Regions from separate parts of the Homo sapiens genome. Here region 1 is linked to region 2. A link is a loop called in an ENCODE intact Hi-C map of the cell type or tissue named here. Cell type or tissue: heart right ventricle. All regions are shown on one strand.

The links. Hi-C counts contacts between places; a loop is a spot of excess contacts. Peaks named below come from ENCODE experiments on the same cell type or tissue, not always from the same donor. Only the 100,000 strongest peaks of a DNase experiment are listed, where the experiment ranks them.
Region 1: a loop joins it to region 2, with 11 times the contacts of the local background. A loop is called at or near these places in 1 of 110 quality-filtered maps.

The regions. Positions count from the first base shown.
Region 1 is chr1:173,851,643-173,854,142 of GRCh38, forward strand. DARS2 (aspartyl-tRNA synthetase 2, mitochondrial) reads left to right here. Exons shown (of 17, transcript NM_018122.5): 14 at 1,707-1,925; 15 at 2,153-2,263. Among named protein-coding and RNA genes, the nearest start is that of GAS5-AS1, 10 kb to the right of the region's middle. RefSeq lists an enhancer at 500-1,402. In heart right ventricle, no CTCF peak of the experiment used is centred here; no DNase peak of the experiment used is centred here; H3K27ac peaks cover 1,140 bases.
Region 2 is chr1:173,788,018-173,790,517 of GRCh38, forward strand. No RefSeq gene overlaps it. Among named protein-coding and RNA genes, the nearest start is that of DARS2, 35 kb to the right of the region's middle. In heart right ventricle, no CTCF peak of the experiment used is centred here; no DNase peak of the experiment used is centred here.

The sequences.
Region 1 (2,500 bases), 64 kb after region 2:
TTGTAAAATATAGAAAAGTATAGTACAAAGTCAAATATGAATATTAAAAATGTACTGTAAAGATCAAGCATGATATAAATTTATTTTTTCACTTTAGTATATAGTTTTTTCAAAATGATAGTGTGTCTAACTAGTACTTCATCAAGTTCTTTCTTCTAATCTATATTTTCATTTGTCATTGTTTCTTCCACAGAAAAAGTTTCAGAGTTCAGCTTCAAAGCTAAATGTAATCCCCCGTCTCCCCTTCCCCTACAATAGTAAAATGAAGAAAGCTATTTATTTCCAAATTTTATTATGAATGCATTTCTTAAAAAAGAACATGGGATTTTGTTCCTAACTAATTTGGCTATTAAACCTTCTCTTGGTATGAACTAAACATGCTGGTGTTTCATTCTCAGGAAGTTATAGGTCTGATTCCTACAAGGCCTTCCTTGAAAGAGAGCTAGAAACCAGACTTTCGAGGAATAACATTAACATTCTGAAAATGTCACAATGAAGGTCCGTTATGTAGACGTAAATGTAAGATAGAATGGGCTGCAAAATAATACCCTATCATGTCTCTAGGCATATGTCACTGTTCTAACCAGCTGTCCTTTCTCAGGGAAGTCCTGCATACCATAGGTAGCACTTATTAAGCACTTAGTATTTGCCAAGCCCGTTCTAAGCACTTTGTATACATTAACTCATTTAATCCTCATGCCAACCCTATGAAAGAAGTTCTGATACTGTTGCTATTTTAAAAATAAGAAAAGTGAGTCACAGAGCTTAAAATTTTGCTCACAGTCACACAGCTAGGAAGTGGAGGAGCCGGATTTCTAACCCATGAAGTTGGGTTCCAAAATTCACACTCTTATTTTTTTTTATTTTTTATTTTTTTTTGAGATGGTCTCACTCTGTTGCCCAGGCTGGAGTACAGTGGTGTGATCTCAGCTCACTGCAACCTCTGCCTCCTCCCGGGTTCAAGCGATTTTCCTGCCTCAGCCTCCCGAGTAGCTAGGATTACAAGTGCATGCCACCACGCCCGGCTAATTTTTGTATTTTTAGTAGTGACGGGGTTTCACCATGTTGGTCAGGCTGATCTAGAACCCCTGACCTTGTGATCCGCCCGCCTCGGCCTCCCAAAGTGCTGGGATTACAGGTGTGAGCCACTGCACCCCTCCGCACTCTTAAATGGACCTCTAATCTGCATTACCTATAGTGATAGCCAGCCTTCACTGAACATTAACAGTGTGCCAGGCACTTACCAAATCCTCACCACAACCCTTCAAGAGAAGTGAGGAAATAATCAGAACGACTACCACTCACATACTTTGTCAGGTCCTGCACCTTATGTATATTATCTTAAGCTTCACAGCAGTCTTTTGGAGTTGATATTTTTATCCCAATTTTACAATGAAAAAGGGTACAGAGAAGTTCGTAATTAGCCACACTGAGATTCAGACCCAGGTCTATGAAGTGCTGATCCCTGTGTTCTTAATCACCGAGTTATCAGTACTCACCCAGTTGGTTGAGTGTGATGATTGTTCTCAACCTTGTTGCAATTAGACTTATCCTCAGATCTTTGTGTCCTGAGAAGCAAAGGGCATCCTATCTGTTAATTGGCTAATCCTTTCCTAGAGAATGGCCTGGCTTCGGAATCCAGGCTGTGTCATTTCCTGCCTGCTCTGTCAAGAAGTTAACTCAATGTTTACGTCTTCTGTTTGCAGTGCTCTTTGTTAGGAAAATTACGACTGGAATGTGCTGACCTTCTAGAAACAAGAGGAGTGGTGCTCCGTGACCCCACTCTGTTCTCTTTCCTTTGGGTGGTAGATTTCCCACTCTTCCTGCCCAAGGAGGAAAATCCCAGAGAGCTGGAATCGGCCCACCACCCATTTACTGCTCCCCACCCCAGTGACATACATCTCCTGTACACTGAGCCCAAAAAGGTACCGTATCTATACTTCCAAATCAAAAGGAAATGTGTATATAAAGGCAAAGAACTTCAGACTTCAAGGTCTGATGAAAGATAGGACCCAGTTCTGGAAGCCCCAGAAGAAATTGTGGAGTTTGAGTTAGTAGTAATACATTGTCTTTAAAAATCTACAGGGTCTTCAACCCGTAGAACAGAAAACCAGACATTTTCTCTAACATAAAGTATCTGTGAATCTTCTAGGCCCGTAGCCAACACTATGACTTGGTTTTAAATGGCAATGAAATAGGAGGTGGTTCAATTCGAATTCACAATGCAGAGCTGCAGCGTTATATCCTGGCAACCTTACTAAAGGTAACAAACATCATCTGCTATCCTGGGCTTATTTTTTTACCAGAATATTTTTCAGTTTTGTGTTGTTGTTGTTGTTTGCTTGTTTGTTTTGTTTTTGAGACATTCTGTCACCCAGGCAGGTGTCTACTGGTGCATTCATAGCTCACTGCAATCTCAGTCTCCTGTGCTTAAGCCATCCTCCCACCTCAGCCTCCCAAGTAGCTGTGACTACAGGCACATGCCACCATGCCCGGCAAA
Region 2 (2,500 bases):
GGAAATGACTGAAAAGAATGGTCCCAAGAAATGACAAAACTCTTCAACTAAGTTGTCTTACATGTCCTTAATATTGATCTTTCAATTATTTAGCTGTGTAAGGTTAGGAACTTAGATTATTTTAAATGTAAAAAAGAAAGGATGGTTATTCACTGAACTATCATAAAATATTTGGGATTATTCCAATAACAGTAACCTACTAATACCCCTATCCTAGAAAGACTGTTTAAGCCTGAATTCCTAGGAAAAAAGGACACATATCTTCAGGGTGAATTTAGATCAGTGAACCCTTGGACTTCTAAACAGGAACAGCCCCTGCTTTCAAAAAGCTTAGTTTTAAGCCTTTTTCATCAAGCCTCTGTATGAGTGGTTCTCAAAGTATGGTCTGTGGACCCCTGAGGTCTCCAGTATCTTTCTTTCTTTCTTTTTTCTTTTTTTTTTTTTTTTTGAGACGGAGTTTCGCTCTTGTTGCCCAGGCTTGCGTGCAATGGTGCGATCTCGGCTCACCGCAACCTCCGCCTCCCAGATTCAAGCGATTCTCCTGCCTCAGCCTCCCGAGTAGCTGGGATTACAGGCATGTGCCACCAGGCCCAGCTAATTTTTTTGTATTTTTAGTAGAGACGGGGTTTCGCCATGTTGGTCAGGCTGGTCTCAAACTCCAGACCTCAGGTGATCCGCCCGCCTTGGCCTCCCAAGTGCTGGGATTACAGGCGTGAGCCACTGCACCGCACCCAGCCAAGTCCCCAATATCTTTCTAAGTATCCATGAGTCGAAACTATTTTTTTTTTTTCTTTGAGACATTGTCTCCCTCTGTCGCCTAGGCTGGAGCGCAGTGGCGCGATCTCGGCTCACTGCAAGCTCCGCCTCCTGGGTTCAGGCCATTCTCCTGCCTCAGCCTCCCCAGTAGCTGGGACTACTAGCGCCTGCCACCACGCCCGGCTAATTTTTTTTTTTTTATTTTTAGTAGAGACGGGGTTTCACCGTGTTAGCCAGGATGGTCTCGATCTCCTGACCTCGTGATCTGCCCGCCTTGGCCTCCCAAAGTGCTGGGATTACAGGCGTGAGCCACCGCGCCCGGCTGAAACTATTTTCTTAGTAAAACTAAGTTTTCTGCCTTTTATACTGTAGTAGCATTTGTGCTAATGGTGCAAAAGCTATGGTGGGTAATACTGCCGGTGTCTTAGCATAAATCAAGGCATAAATCAAAGCATAAATCAAATTGTACAACTAGACATAGTATTCACCACCATAGACTTGCAGGACTTTTTGTTGTTGTTGTTGTTTTTACATGTTTTTGTTTTTGAGACAGAGTCTCGCTCTGTCACCCAGGCTGGAGTGCAGTGGTGAGATCTCTGCTCACTGCAGCCTCCACCTCCTGGGTTCAGGCGATTCTCCAACCTCAGCCTCCCAAGTAGCTGGGAATACAGGCGCCCACTAGCACCCCCGGCTAATTTTTTTATTTTTCATAGAGACGAGGTTTTGCCATGCTGGCCAGGCTTGTCTGGAACTCCTAACCTCAAGTGATACGCCCACCTTGGCCTCCCAAAGTGCTGGGATTACAGGCATGAGCCACCGTGCCTGGCCTGGAGTTTTGTAAATTTGCTTAAGCATGCCCTTGATGAAGCAACAAAAATTATTAGTTTACTAAATCTCAACCTGTGGACATATGTCTTTTTCAATATTTTATGACAAAATGGGAAGTATACATAAAACACTGCTGCAAACCAAAATACAGTGGTCATCCCAAGAAAATCTTCTGAGATTGTTTTAAGATGCAAGCTGAACTACCTACTTTTTGAAAGAATGATGGACACAGAAATTAAGGTCATTCAGACTGGGGTGTTGAGCAGACATTTTCTCTCAAATGAACAAAATGAGGCTACCATTTCAAGGAACACAACCGACAGTACTTATTGTCAACCATATTCAAGAGAAAAATTACAATTTTGAGAAAGCTGTGTCGACTATGAACTTGACAGCTACTTAAAAACTTTTATGATGAAATTGCTGATGACATTGATGAATGCCTTTTTAATTGTATAGTGAAGTGTGTCAACATGTGGAAGATCTGCATAATTCATGGAATCAGTTTTTCTAAATGATTAATGCACAGGTTAAGATGTATCCAAAGCAGAAGATAGACCAACAGATCTAATGGGAACAATATGAAAGGTCTATTGATATGGTTTTAGATTTCAGCAGTCACTTGTCAAGTTTTGATGTAATATCAAGAAGAATATCCATAATTATCAGAAAAGCTATTAAAATCCTCCTCCCCCTTCCAATTTCATATTTGTGTAAGCCATATTTTCTTGACATACTTCAACCAAAATAACATTGCAAAAGATTGAATGCAGAAGCAGGTAAGAACTCAATTGCCTTCTAATATAGCCAGATATTGAAGAATCATACAAAAATGTAATTTTTTTGCTTTTGAAATAAAAAAATTTGTTTTAAAAATGATAGTCTGGGCCAGGCACGGTGGCTGATGTCTGTAATC